2 separate regions of the Homo sapiens genome follow, and region 1 is linked to region 2. Evidence: chromatin contacts called from ENCODE Hi-C data. All regions are on one chromosome and are shown on one strand. Each heading gives the region's core, a stretch centred on a gene start or an enhancer-like site at or near the end of the contact. The rest is flanking DNA. Distances are from core to core; before and after follow the strand shown.

Region 1 (7,505 bases), core at 234-2,733, 570 kb before region 2:
TAAAAGGCCCCCTTTTCCAGATCTCTTGGATCTTCCAATCTATTCCTCATTTAGCCTTACTAGGGGTGCTTACCTGCGGACTCTGATGTGGGTTCCTGCCCACTGAAATGGGTTTTCCTTGGCTACAAAGGTATAGCCTTTTCTGCACACAAGAGTCTAATATAGGGAGGTCACTTGATGTCACAGACAGGGCCTTAGAGTGAAGAGAGGGCAGCATTAGCAAATCCACAGCTCCAGGAAGTCCCCTGATATGACACCTCTCCTAGTCTTCCCCCTCCTTATGTTCTGGGACCACACCCCTCCCCAGCTTCCCAGGCCAGGCCTTTCCCACTACTTCACTCCCCTTCCTGCTGACCTCTCTCCATCATGGCTCCCGAGGCATGGGCACCGGCGGGAGGGGTGGAGGTGACAGCACAGGATCAACAGCTGCCAGCCTAAGTTGAGTCCAGCAGAAAGCAGAGGGGTCCCCAAGTGGTTTCCAACATGTCAAACATCCTACTGAGAACCCCCCATAGATTAGACTTAGCTCTCACCGCAGGCTTACGGAACTCCACGGTCTGAGCTGTCGGCAAAACCTAATTCATTTGGCAGACTCAGTCTTTCACATTAGGGGGTTTATGGTGGTTAAAGATAATGAAGGGACTCATGGCAATAAATAGTTTGGAGTAGGGTGGCCTGAACAACCTTGCTAAGAAATAAGGATTCAGGCCGGGCGCGGTGGCTCATGCTTGTGATCCCAGCACTTTGGGAGGCCAAGGTGGGCGGATCACGAGATCAGGAGATTGAGACCATCCTGGCTAACACGGTGAAACCTCGTCTCTACTAGAAACACAAAAAATTAGCCGGGCGTAGTGGCAGGCGCCTGTAATCCCAGCTACTCGGAGACGCTGAGGCAGGAGAATGGCGTGAACCCTGGAGGCAGAGCTTGCAGTGAGCCGAGATCGCGTCACTGCACTCCAGCCTGGGAGACAGAGAGAGACTCCATCTCAAAAAAAAAAAAAAAGAAATAAGGATTCAGTTGTGACTTCTGTCTTGGGTCCCTCCAATCTCCATTCCCACCCCCACAATTATCACCTTCCTGCCTTCCTTTGGTGACCTCTTCCCCCTTGAATCACGCCCTAGGCAGGCACTCATCTGTTCTCAGGGCCATCTTCATAGGCTCTTCCCTGCAGGAGAGAAAGCATTTTGTGCAAGCTCCACCTAAAAGTTATGCGGGCTTTCCAGCCTGTTCCTCCCACCTCCTTCCTGCCCCTGAATCTTCCCGCAGGGTCACCCTGAGGACAAGCAGTTTACTAACTCGAGGGAGAGCAGGGAACTCACATTCTGGGTATCAATGAAATTTATGAGTCATGGATATCACAGGACCCTGTTTTCGTTTGACTTCATTCGCCGCTTCCTTTCTTCGTATTAATTTCTCCCAACAGCCCACTTATCTTCCCTCTTGGAGCCCTGCCCGCCATCGCTTTCCCTGATACATGGTATCTCTAACAGGCTAAAGCACTCAGCGATGCCATTGCTTGAGAGTCGGCTTGCTCAAGCACTCACAAGTTACACTCTGTGGCTAATCAAATGTCAAAACAATCTCCCCCGCGATTTGGAGGAGCTTGGTGACAGGAAGACATTGGCCACTGAGCCATCAGAACAGGCCACGTTTGCTTGGTGGCAGGCAGTGAGACCGGTTTCTGCCGCGTTACATTCCGGGTGGCCGCTTTCCCTGAGAAGCAGCTGCTCTGCAGTTAGTGGGGTTTGGGGTTTGGAATTTGTTTCTTCTTTTCTTTTGAAGGCAGAGAGATACTCCATGCCAAGGGTCAGCAGGGTGGGGGGTGGCGGCGGGGAGGTGGTTGAATTTTTTTCTATGACAAAATGTTGTCAGGTCTCTGAATCATAGCAGCCACAGCGGTGGTTAAAGAGAAGAGATCGCATCTAGGAGCTGGTCTCAGTTCTGCCACAGAGAACACTGGACGAGTCACAGCCACTCTGAACTTCTGTTTCCTCTTCTGGAATATGAGGAAATTGGGTTAAATGGTCCCTGTGGTTCAAGAACCAGAAGATGATTCAACTTGACACCATACCTTACAATTTAAACACTTCTGTGCTTGTTATTTCATTTGATGTTCACAGTAAGCCCATAAGTGAACAGGAGAGGGATTATTATCTCTATTTTATAGCAGTGAAATGACTTGTGGTGGTTATACATCCTGCCCATGACAGAGCTTAGCCTGGGTCATGGGCTGGTGTCCTTCTCCTAGCCCAGGCTTGTCTCAACTCCTCATGCTCACAGGGTAGATTCCTTGAGCCGAACCACCTCCACCTTCAGCGCCACGCGGGAGCTTTTGTTCAAGCCAGAATTCAGGGATCATCCTGTCCACTTCATTTTCTGCTGAAAAAATTGAGCTCCATAGAGGGAAGCAAAAGGGCCTCCCCCGGCTCACACCGCAAAGCGTCCCATTCTCCTGATGTGGAACCACTCCACTCTTCTCGTGGGTCCCATGGGAGTGAAAATGCCTGCATCTTGGGCCTGGGCTAAGGATGGATCTGTCAAAAACAGTGACACTGATAAGTTTTGGGTGCATTTGAGACACCACCACTGTGTCATCATTACCCACACTGCTGTCATGAGGTCTTGAGAAATTGTCACCGGGGTCCTCTTGGGGTCTGATGTGCTAAGAGAGGTCAGGACAGGCTAATCTGTGTCTGCTCCATGCCCCCTCCACATCTACCTGAGCCTTTGAGAGTGCCTAGCTCATTCTCCCTGCTCCTTAAAATCCTCCAAGTTCCACAGCCCCACCTAGACCTCAGAGTGAGTGGTTCACTTTGCGGCACTCAGGCCCACTCAGTGACCACAACAAACACAGCTTGCAGGGTCTGGCTGGCCACAGGTGCTGTCCCTTCTGCCCACCTGGCAAATGCTATCTCTTCTCTCCAGATTTAGCTTGCTGGCCCCCTCTTCCATAGGGCCCCTGAAGAGGCAAGTGCTTCCTTTTCCCACTCCCACGACTGTGCAGAAAGCCTCTGACAAAGCACTTTCACTTTCACATGGTGGCCACTGGTCTCCGAGGCTGTTCTCCTTTTAACTGGCAGCTCAGTGAAGACAGGGGTTGTACTTTGTTTCTCTCAGTATCTTCAGCGCCTAGACCCTGATGGGGCTCAGTGACCTTAGAGGGAGAGGGGATGAGCTTTACATGCTGATCAGGAGCACAGGCCTTGGCAGCAGGCTGGCCTGCACTGAAATCCAGTTCTGCCATTAACCTACATGTCATCCAAACCTCTCTGAGCCTCAGTTTTCAAATCTACAAAATGGGAAGATTGGTACTGCCGGCCTCATCAGGATGAATGGGAAAAACCATGGAAAGAGCTTAGCATATCACAGGCAGTAACCGGGAACTATTGTCATTATCATTGGGGAATTCCCCAAAAGGTTCCTCTGTGAGCTCACAAGAAAGCCCCTGGGTCTCCACGCCGTCTGCAGGAAGCACCCCGGGGATTGGCAGCCCTTCCCTGCCCTGCCTTCTTCTCCAGCTGCAGTCGGAAAACCCCTTTCTCAGGATGCCCCAGACAGGGCCAAGCTGCTTTCCTTCCCCTTGTTGACACAGGGAAGACCTGGCTGCCTGGAGCCTTGACTGGGCCTCCCACTCTTTGAAGTGCAAACACCGAGCTGTGTATTTTGGGCCCCTCTGAAGGGCCGTTTCTGGTGAAATACCAGGTTTTGAAATACTTCACTCCTTGTTTGCATTCGGAAGCCCATACATGCTCAGGTCTCTCAAGGCCTGTATTCAGAGAGGCTGGAGGTAATGTGGGCGAAAGAATCAGACTCTAGTGGGGGAACACAGTGGCCCTCTGCTCTTGGGCTGGGCCTACAGGAGCCACTGGAGGTGGAAGAGGGAGCTCCCTCTCACAGAGTCCACCTCTGGCTGGGAAGAGCAGACGAAGGCATGCAGAGGTATGTCCAGGTGAGCCCAGGGCACAGAGAGCTGGGACCAAAGGCTGGTGTGAAGAGTCATCTCCTGAAGACCTAGCTACAGAAATACTGGAACTCAGTGCTTCTTCCAGCCCCTCCTCTGCTCTGGCACCCACCCCCACCTCTCCACCCAGGGAGTATGTAAACTTCTCGTCCTGCCAAGAGCTGGGCAGGGAGGAATGACATTTATTTGAGCCTCACTGATCTCATAGGAGCTGTCTTAGCCCAACAGCAGAGGTAGAGGAAGTCAGAAGGGGAGGCAGGGTTGACTTGATAGAGATCTCCGTGGGTTTCTAGGAGGGTTTGGTCTGGTCTCTAGGAGGATGAGCCTCCACGTCCTGGGTGATCATTTGGGCCAGGTATTTTACACACCCTCTTTACTTTAAGCCTCATGAGGTGGGTGGTCCCATCCCCATTTCACAGATGAAGAAATCGATGCTATAATGGAACAGACTGGACTCCTTACCCAAAGGCCAGGACTGTGGTAGAAGCTCTTTGAGGAAAGGGTCCTGGTAAGGCTTGTCTTTCCCTCTCAGAGCTTGGTCCACTGACCTTCCTTGTCTACAAAAGCTCTTAAGAAGTGTTTGCTGAAAGGAAGCAGGGCAGGGCTTACAGAGGAGGGAGCATGGGGGAAGCTGACACAAAAGCATCAAGGTGAGGATGTTCGGGACCAGTTCAGAGGCTCCTGAGAAGCCGCATTTGGCCAGAGAGGGAAGAGATGGGGGAGGTAAGGACAGAGCAGCAGCAGGAGCTGACTTTAGAGGGGACTGCATCCTCCTTATACATCATGGGGTGACCAACCAGGGGCGATCTCCAAAATAGACAGCCAGCAAATAATGATGAAGCTCCGTCAGCGTGCCCGGTGCCTCAGGATCCCTCAAGGAGCATACAAAAGGCTGAGAAGTGAGCTGATTTATTTACACAGCCATCTCGTGGGTCCTATGCAGTGAAGACAAATTGCCAAAGATGATGCACTAGGCTCACATGCATTTCTCACAGAAAGGGCCATCTTTCAGGCCTTTACTTGGAGCCTATTTACTCTTAGTTTGCACATAGTCCCAGCAAGATGAGTGACCCAGATTCCCAGTGCCAGGCAGATTCAAATCAGAGGTAGAGGAGCAGCAGGCGGAGGTGGGGTTGACTTAGAGAGTTCCTCATGGGTTTGGAGGAGGATTTGATCTGGGAGGACAAGCCACCACCTCCAGGGTGATCACTTGGGCTAGGTGTTTTACATGCCCTGTTTAAGCCTTGCGCAGTGGGTGGTGCCATCCCCATTTCACAGATGAAGAAATTGATGCTAGAACAGGCTGGGCAGATGCCAGAATGGCATGGCAGGGTTAGAGAAAGGTATGTAGGCAACAAGGGGAAGGTGCTGCTGGAAGCCAACTGTGAAGAAGGGAACAGGAAAACCAAAGCAAGTTGGAGAAGAATGCTCCAAACAGAGAGCCAGCTAGGGCTGTCCTACCTAGGAGGACATTGGGATGAAACGGGCTGGACACCGTGACTCTGCTGCTGTCTAGCTAAGTGAAGTGGGCAAGTTCCTGCCACTCTGAAGCTCAGCTTTCCCATCTGAAAAGCAGGGTTAAAACCACCAGATAGTGGCAGGAATTGAAGATGAGGCAGGTGGGCCACCAGCCGAGGATCTGACTCAGGAGCAGTCACTTGCACGATGGTTGCTGAGACGATGTTACTTTTTATTACTGGGGGAAACTCAATGCACCCTAGAGCAGCAGTTCTCAGATATGTCTACATATTGGAATCATCTGGGAAGCTTTCATAAATACCTATACCTGGTTCTGCCTTCTGGAGATTCTAAACGAAATGACCTAAGGTTGGCAGGGGCATCCGGACTTTTTTTTTAAAGTTCTTCAAAAGATTTGAACACGCAGCTAAGGTGGGCTGAGAACCACCACCCTAGAAGAAACTGTGACCCATCCAACCCAGAAGCAGATGTTGAGGGTCCCATCATAGTTGCTGGGAAGGGGCCAAACCTCTTCTGGGTACCCAGGGTCTGAAAGCAGAGGAACATACTTTAGAAAGCCTTCTGTCAAACTGGTTAATTTCTTTTAAGCTTTGGCTCTTAAGGGACTGAAGTTCAATTATCTGGAAAACTCACTTATGTGGAACTCCTCACTCCCTAATGGCACTGGCTAAATGAGGTGTTACGATTCTATAGATTCTCAAATTACAGTCTTTGTGATTCTTCACCCAGAAAAGAAATTATCCAGAGGCTCACACCCTGCCTGCCCTGCCTCCTTAGGCAGCTGGGCCATGGTTAAAGCTTGTCTTCGGGAAGGGCTCCCCGGCACTGTGGGAAGATTTTGGCTTCATGCTCCAGCCAGCCTAAGTGACATGCCCGCTCCCATATTGGCTGAGCTCTGCAGGGCTATTAGTCCATTTCCACATGAAACAGCGAGCCCATAACAACATGCTGACACTGGGACAGTCACCCTCATCACCCATCCTGCAGAGCACAGCCCCACGTGAGTAGTTTGAGTGTTTTTTTTTTTTTTTTTAAATAAAGAATAAAAAGAAGCCAGGTGTGGTGGCTTACACCTGTATTCCCAACACTTTGGGAGGCTGAGGCGAGCAGATCACTTGAGGTCAGGAGTTTGAGACCAGCCTGGCCAACATGGTGAAACCCCGTCTCTACTAAAAATACAAAAAATTAGCTGAGCATGGTGGGTGGTGCCTGTAATCCCAACTACTGGGGAGGCCGAGGCAGGAGAATCACTTCAACTCAGAAGGTAGAGGTTGCAGTGAGCCAAGATCGCACCACTGTACTCCAGCCTGGGTGACAGAGCAAGACCCTGTCTCAAAAAGAAAAAAAAAATTTGTTTCATTTGTTTTGTTAGCCATTTTTTTTAACCACGGGAGTGGGAAGAAGAAAACAAAAGGCACTTTGATTATTAAAAATTTCTATTTTGTCTGGGCACAGTGGCTCAGGCCTATAATCCCAGCACTTTGGGAGGCTGAAGCAGGAAGATCACTTGAAGCCAGGAGTTTGAGATCAGCCTAGGCAACATAGTGAGACCCCATCTCTACAAAATAAACAAAAATTAAAATTAGCCAAGCATAGTGGCATGTGTCTGTAGTCCCAGCTACTCTGGAGGCTGAGGTAGGAGCATTGCTTAAGCCTGGGAGATAGAGGCTGCTGTGAGTCATGATCGCACCACTGCACTCCAGCCTGTGTGACAGAGCAAAACCCTGTCTCAAAAAAAAAAAAAAAAAAAAAGTATCTCATTTTGTTCTTAAGGACCCCACACAAGCAAAACTCAGAGATGGAACATTTATCAATGAGTTTTCATGGCCCAAATAAGAGAAAGAGAAGAGAAAGAAGGGGCCATGTCCCAGGAGCCCTTGCAACTGTCATCATTAGCTCTGTCCTTGTTTGTGTTTTTATTGCCTGTCTTCCCCCTGTAAAAGAAGCCATAGGACAGAAGAGGCCTTGGCCCTTTTGTTTACTGCTCTGCCTCCCAGGCCCACAACATTGCCTTGCCAATAGTAAGGATGCAATAAACATTTGTAGAGTAAAAATGATTTTGAA
Region 2 (7,480 bases), core at 4,724-7,223:
CCACACTGCTACCCACAACCCCAGTAGTTGGCTTTCTTGGTTATCATTCATGAGTTTGAACACTTGAGGGCAAATTGGGATGAGATACTGGTCAATGGACAAGACCCTTCCCAGGCCAAATCTCATTCCCTTTTATGAGCCTCAAACACCAACAATTCACATTCCACTTCAGCCAATTTACAAATGGTGGCATGCAATAGACCTTGAAGTCATTTATGGGTAGTTAAACCTCAAAGCTTAATCTGAAAAATCCAACCATCGCCTGCACCCCAAAATCTTCTGCCAGGCTGCCCAAATCTGAACATCTGCAGATGCCTGCTGACAGATGGCGTGTACCTGTTCAGGGACTTGCACTAGAACCATGCCCACCTTAGCCCTCCATGTTGGCTGTGGCCCAGAAGGCTAGTGGGATCATTGACAAAGACACTCATGTTTGAGGAGGCACCATCCCATTTTTTATCCACTTATTTTTTTTCAGACAGACCACACACTCTCCAAGGCTTCCTCCTATACTGATGCTTTGTGGTCCTGAAACTCAGAGTCGTTTGGGCTACAACCTTTATGAGGTGTAATAGAATAGAATTAAGACAAGAACTTGGCGAATTCTTACTGGGGCAAACCACTCAGCAGGCAGTTCGATGGAAGGAAGGATAAGCTAGGAATGCACTTTGATGGCTATCCCTCTGAGTGTACCTGTCACACCCCAGAAGCATGCTTTAGAAGAAGGAGAGAGTAGGACAGAGCCCAGCAAGGTGAGCACCATCTGAGTAACTGCATGGACCCCAGAAACACCCCCACTGTGAGCCAATGACCCAGGCAACTACTCCTCACACCTGAGGCCAAACTTCCCCATCCCCTTCTTGGAAACATATGATAGCTCTGAGGACACAGGAAAGAAGAAAATACCTTTCTTCTTCCCTTCAAGGAGCCCACAGTTCAGAGACAGGCAAAGACAAAGTAGAGATCCAGACAATGCTGGGACAGAGGGGCTAGCGTTGGGGTAGGCAAAGGGGATGGAGTGAGTGGTTGATTGGTCTGGAAGTCCCCTGAAACTGCAAGTGTGATGATAGAGCGGATCAAAGCTGCTAGCTCCTGTCCTCTTCACCCAGCCTGGCACAGAAAGAATAAGTCCAGTAGGGCCTCCATGTGTGAGGGCCTGCGGCATCAGGGATTTGTAGATTTCTGAAAACTTTGCCTTTCTATGTGCTTACTGTTTTGTTGCCTGGTGTGTTTACCTTCTCTGATTAGTGATAAAGCCCCCATTATGCAAATGGCCAGAGTGCTTGTCTTTGGGAACGGTGAGGGGAGTGGTGGCATGCTGAGAGGCTTCTTTCCATTCCCCAGCCAGGCTCAGGGACAGAACCCCACCATGAGCACCATGATGGGTGAAAGGGTTAATGAGGAAGTTGCAACAGGCTGAATCCCCAGAACCTTTAGGGAGGGAAGAAGAGCAGTCGGGGATGCCCACCTGGACATGGGGTTTAAGCAGACTCCTGGGCTTCTCCCCAACTCTCCTCCAGACCAGAGCTGTCTTATTTTATTAACAATTCAGAAACAGTGGCTACAACAGACACTCTTCACATCACCAGAAGCCTGGTACCTAATAACTGAGGGGCGTATGAGTGGCACAGAGGTCACTGTACCCGCTAGATCTGATACACCTGAGTCAGATAACTGCCCGATGAGGTCAGTGATCATGAATTGACGTCAATGGAAGAAGGAGAGGAGGACATTCTCTCATGACTCTCACTTTATCTTCACCAAGCATAAAGGGTAGGTATTAAGAGTCCCCTATTACAGATAGGGAAGTTGAGTCTTGGTAAGGTTAAGCACCTTGTCCAAGTTCACCCACCCGAGTTGAATCCAAATCTTTTATCCTCAGAAGGCAGCTGCATCCACTGAGCTGTCTCTGATGATGGTCTGCTAAAGCTGCCCCATGATTCTGTTGCACTCACATCTCAGTACAGTGACCTTTGCCCATGTCAATGGCCAGTGTGCCGTTGCTGCCAGACAACAGATGAGGCAGCCTCTGGAATCAACACTACAAAGCAGAAAACAACCCTTGACCCTACTCATTGTAAACTCTTCCCTACCAGAACAAAGAGGGTAGAAAATTCCTCCCATCACAGAATCCCACGCACAGAGTCTACTGATTGCAGGGCAAAATGAGGGCTAGTGATGACCCCCAGCCTAGGGCACAGATGCCCACTGACCCATCAGCTCTACCCTTCTCTTTCTTCTGCAGACAGTGGGGGCAGGGATAAAATAGTCAAAAGCAGGCTTTTGTTACAAAGTCTGTCCACTTGCTCTGCCCTGAACACTTAGCAATTTGCAATTATAGCATCTAATGGATGCTTCATCATTTTTTGCTAAATTAGTACATGCGTGAATGAGAGTGAATGAATGAAGAAAACTGGCACATGTAAAGCACTTCCTACTTTTCACATCACCTCTGCATCTATTATCTCATCTTATCCTTCAGATACTCCTGTGAATGTAGTGTTGGAATTCTTGCTTTGCAGATGGAAAAACTGAAGCCCAGAGAGATGACTGTTTCACATACGATAATGGCAGAGCTTGGACCAGGATCCTAGCCCAGCACTCCTACTCTGGTCCTTCTTCCCTGGGATGGCTGCTGACTTGAGAAAGGATCTCCAGCCGCCCAGTCTTGCAAAAACAGCAGCTTAGCGCCAAAAGGCACGGCTTCCCTAAATGCCCAGCTCACCACCTGGAGGTGACCGGTGAGGCTGGGGCTACTGGAAAGGCCCCAGAGAAAAGGCTCTCTTGCCCCCAGGGAGCACTCATGTCTTTCTAAACAGACCTCAACATTTTTCCCGGGTTAGATCAGAATTTCCAGATCTGGATAAGAACTGGAAACTTCCTATCCATTACCTTTCTGATTCTGACTCACTTCAGGGGCTGGGGGGTGGGAGAGGTGAGATGCTCAAGTCCCACCTATTTTAAAAACAAAAAAGTCTCTTCAACCCCCAAAGTGGGTCATTCTAGAAATGTTTACTGCACATGTGTTATCCCGAGCACTGAACACCCAGCACGGAGCTCAAAGCTGTGCCGTCAGGAGTGGCTGCGGCAGCCTGCCTCTCCTGCGTCAGTTTCACAGCCTACACCCTCTTCTGCCATTCTGCCATTGAACTCAAGCCAAGGGCACCAACGGGCTTCCTGCCAGTGGTCAGACCAAGTCCTGTCTGACTCAGTCTGTGCAGCACTCAAGCATGTTACCTGCTCCTTCTCCACAGTGCTCCTCTCAGCCTCCGTCATACCCTGCCCTCCTAGCCCCTCCTATGCCAGTACCGAGGTCTTGCATAGGCCTTCTTCCTGTCTTTACACACTGCCGTTTAATCACGTCATCTACATCACAGAGGTCCAAATGCTGCCTAATGCCGATGGTGCCCAAGTCAATTCTCCAGAAGAGATCTCTTTGCCAAACTTGACACCAAATGCTTGTTGGATGTCCTTTCCTGAGCGGCCTCGGGCATCCAAACCTCAGCATCACCAAAATTGGATTCACATATGCACCCTACACCATATCTGCTCCTCCTCTGCTCACAGGATTGGTGAGCAGCGAGTGGCCCCGAGCCATGAGCCACCTGAGTAGGAGACCTGGAGTCGGCCTTGCCTCCCCCTCCTCCTCTCCTCCGCCTCCTCCTCGCCTCCCTCTCCTCCTCGCCTCCCCCTCCTCCTCACCTTGCCCTCATGGCCATCCAGTTTTGTGGCTTCCACCTGCCCAAGGTCCCTCAGAGCGCTGCCTCTACTTCTGTCGCCCACCTCCTCTTCTCTTCCTGAACTAGTGCAACAGCCTCCTTTCTGGTCTTCACACCACCTACAGGATAAAGACTCCAAGTACCTCCATGACCAAAGTCCCGCCTTCTCCCCAGCCTTGTCTCCAGTCTCCTGCACTTATTCCAGTGGCCCCAAACAGTCCTGATCCCAGAAAGGACTCTGTCCTCTCACCTGCCAGCCTGCATGTAGGTGTTTCCCTCAGACTGATGTGCCCTTTCCAGAAAGTTCTCTCCCAGCCCTCCACCCCCATCTAGGGAACCCTTACTGTTTTTCCTCCAATTCAGCTCAAACATCGCCTCCTCTGAGAAGCGGCCCCATGCACCTCCCGCAATGTTCCCATACGAGCCAGTGCAGCCATCATCAGGGCACTTGCCACCGTGAATTGGCAGGCCTCGGGCACATCTCACACCTACAAAACCCAGAGCCCTGCAAGGACTGTGTTCTGTGCTCACACCCCTCTGTGTGTCTAGGCCCTGGTGATCTTATGGCCAATGGTGAGCCTCAGTGAATGACTAAGTGAATGGGTAGTACAGGTAGTGGGTTTGCTGGAATAAAAAGATGTCCATCCACCAGGGACTGGAGGTGACAGCACCAACAAGTCAGGGGGAAGGAAAACAACAAAACCCATCCATCAGGTCCCAGAGGTTTACAGGCAGCTAGAGAGAGACGAGTCTCTCAAGACCGATAACAAGCCAGGGCAGCTTGCAATGAGCTCCGCAGCGCCCTGGTGACCTCCAGAGCTCAGAGGAACAGGGGCACTGGGGAGGGCGGGGGAAGCTTAGGAGGTGGCCTCCTCCCATGCTACCACCCGACCTTCCAGGGACTGAGCAGAATGGAGGCTGAAGGATTGAAGGAGATGCTTTGCTTATCCAACCAAACCCCACCCAGAAGGTGCCTCCAGAGCTCCTGAGGTTCTTGCTGGGAAGAACCTGGTGCCGCCTTTTAACTATGGAGCCTGAGTGCTGGCAGTGGTGAGGGAAAAGGGTAACAAAGGCAGCAGAAAGAGGCATCCCCACCCAGCGAACAGCCAGATGCCAGGCGGGTGTTCCCTTCCCCACCCCAAGGTGGCTGCCTGCAGTGTCTACGTGCTTGTCTTTCTGGAAGACAGGCCCTACTAGGGCTTCAGAGTCAGGCCCAACCTCCTGCCCCCGCAGGAAGGAGCAGAAATGCAGAGCTAAGAGCACCTAGAGAAGGCAGGAAGGGCAGAGATGCAGGTGCACAGGCAACCTCTTCTGTTTGACTTTGGGCCAACTAGGGTTAGGAGTAATGGACTTAACCTGACCTTGGTCTTATATGATCCAGAGAAATGTAAATACTGAAACACAGGCCAACAGTAAAGCAGCAGGTGCAGGGAATCCAGCCACTCCTGGCAAAGTGTCATGGTCCAGCTAAGGACTCCCAGTGACCCAAGCTTCCCCCACCTGTCTCCTTTACCTTACAGGTAGCACCTTCCTCCTCCTTCCTATCCCTACCCCAGGGCCAGGCTGTCTCTCTCTTCCTGACCAGCAAAACCTGAATCTTAGGTTACAAACTCTGGAAGGGGCTCAGAGCTTGGCTGTCCCAAAACCCACTTTTGCAGAGGAGGAAACTGAGGCCCAAGGAAGAAAAAGACCTACTGCAGATCACCTGGCTTCCAGGCTCCTAGCACAAAGCTCTTTGTACTGACGAAGCTCTCAAATCCTGAAAACATCTGCTGTTAGTCCCACCCTCTCCAACCTCCATCCTTTCCCTTTCCCCAAAAAAACAAGAGCTGCATTTTCAGAATTGAAAGTAGGGTGCTAAATGGGCAAAAGTATAGTGGTGGGATCTGAGGCATGGAAGAGGAAAAGCCACAGGGGATGGCCTGAAAACACTGCTGTGTGCTGAGTCAGGCTGCCTGTGCCTGTTCTGCTGTATCCTGGCTCCTGGCTTTCCTCCCCACCCCTGGGCCTGACAGATGACAACTGAAGGTGGGGCCAGCCCAAGAGAGAAAGGGCCAGAGGAAGTTGTGGTGGGTGCCCCGACCCTGGTCCCTAGATATTGTCTGAAGCCTACTGAAGGGTGAGTCTGCATCTTCCAAACACTTGCCCACAACCACAGTGACAGAAGAGGAGCGAGATCTCTCTCTGCTGTAGGTCCAAATGCTACCCTCCTACAATACCAGCAATACTGATGCCACCAACCCCCATGATGGCACCAGGATGGGGAAGGCAGAAACAGGCCTCTGGTGCCCTCTGCTGTTCAGCACTCCCGTGCCACAGCCTGAGGGTTGGCACTGTGGCTGGCAGGGGGACCCAGGGAATGTCTCCAGCCCCTAGGGTTGCCCCAGCTTTTAGCAGCCCTCCATCTACTTCCCAGAAGGATCCAGGAAATGTGTGATGCTGAAGCCCTGGCTAAGGCAATGCACCCGCCAGATCACCCAGGGTGTGGTGTAGTAGCAAACAATCCCCAACACGAAATGGCTCCAAATCAGGCAGGTTTATTTAGCTGGACAAGCTCTGTGTCCATTTTCTAAGATCCAGGTTGAGGCAGTAGCCACCACCATCTGGAATGATGCTGGCTACAGTGACTGAGAGCAAGAGACTGAGGGCCTCACACAGACAGTGAAAAACTTCCACTCACAGCTCACTGGTGGGATCTATCACACAGCCCCACCCAAGCAAAAGAGGCAGAAAGTGCAATCCCACCAGGTGCCCAGAAGTCAGGAGCTAGGGACACTGAAAGGGCACATTCCTGACTACTGATGGCTTCCGGCTCATTCTCCCTCCTGCAAGCAAAGTACCTCATCCCTCCCCAGGGAACGCAGCCCTAGATCCGCCCCAGGGGCAGCATCGTCCTCAGGTGCAGGGTCTCAGGGCGGTATGTTGGCATCCCATATCAGCAGTGAGGGGCAGTAATCCCTGCTTCACACGTAGATGTGGTGCCTCTTGATCCAGTGACCTGCAACCTAAGAATCCCAGTTTCCTGCTGCCTGTTAAAATTCAGTCCTCAGTGGTACAGCCAGGGCTAGAGAGTGGCAAAAAAACACACCAGTAGGAAAGCAGAAAAATGAGAGCCATATCTCAGGGGATACTGCTCCATGGCAGCCCTGCCATCCCTGGGCAGACTTTAAGAGTCCCTGTCCTGGAGGTGGGCATCGTCCTTGATCAGGCAGCTCTGGCCTCTCCCCTGGGTATCTCTCCTCATTGGTTTTTTCTGTGCCCTGCTCCCTTCCCCGTCTGTCTGGCTGCCTCAGTTTCTCCTGACTTAATACCTTGTGCTGTGTGTGGCTCTGTAATGGCCACCTCACTCTTGAGTCTCCCAGACTTCTGAGTGGTCCCAACTTAGGGTCTCAGTTCAAATTCCAGACACACAGAGAGACTCCCATTTCACTGGCCTAACTGATTATTCAGAGCCAGGCACACAAGTCACAGTTATGTCCAGTTTCCGAACGGGCCGTCTGAACAGGGGATGCTGGAGAGACCCCACGCTGCCTGCACATCTGGTGGTGTGGGAGGAGAGCGTGGGCACAGCCATGAAGGATTGTTTTCTCTGAAACACAGAGCGTGGAGTTGCCCTTGAATGTACTCTGAAGACACATGATTTGGGAGGAGGAAGTGAGGTTTGGCCTTCCCCAACCTCAGACTGCTCATTGCTTTCTTTACTCCTCTGAGTCTCAGTTTCCTCATCCATACAGGGGGAACAATAATCACTGTCCTCATCC

The links. A loop is a pair of places that touch in the nucleus more often than their neighbours do. Pooled maps may share reads with other maps.
Region 1: a pooled map shows a loop between it and region 2 (13-fold over the local background). The contact joins two enhancer-like sites. A Hi-C loop is called at or near these places in 3 of 168 maps with a recorded cell type or tissue (CD4-positive, alpha-beta T cell, CD4-positive, alpha-beta memory T cell and naive thymus-derived CD4-positive, alpha-beta T cell) and 10 of 50 pooled maps.

The regions. Positions count from the first base shown.
Region 1 is chr15:70,136,814-70,144,318 of GRCh38, reverse strand. No RefSeq gene overlaps it. Among named protein-coding and RNA genes, the nearest start is that of TLE3, 43 kb to the right of the region's middle. RefSeq lists enhancers at 3,147-3,246, 3,014-3,517, 4,022-4,527. Within about 2 kb of position 1,483, at least 12 of the 41 ENCODE cell types and tissues checked have a DNase peak (open chromatin) inside an H3K27ac peak, as active enhancers do.
Region 2 is chr15:69,574,684-69,582,163 of GRCh38, reverse strand. No RefSeq gene overlaps it. Among named protein-coding and RNA genes, the nearest start is that of PCAT29, 14 kb to the left of the region's middle. Within about 2 kb of position 5,973, at least 2 of the 41 ENCODE cell types and tissues checked have a DNase peak (open chromatin) inside an H3K27ac peak, as active enhancers do.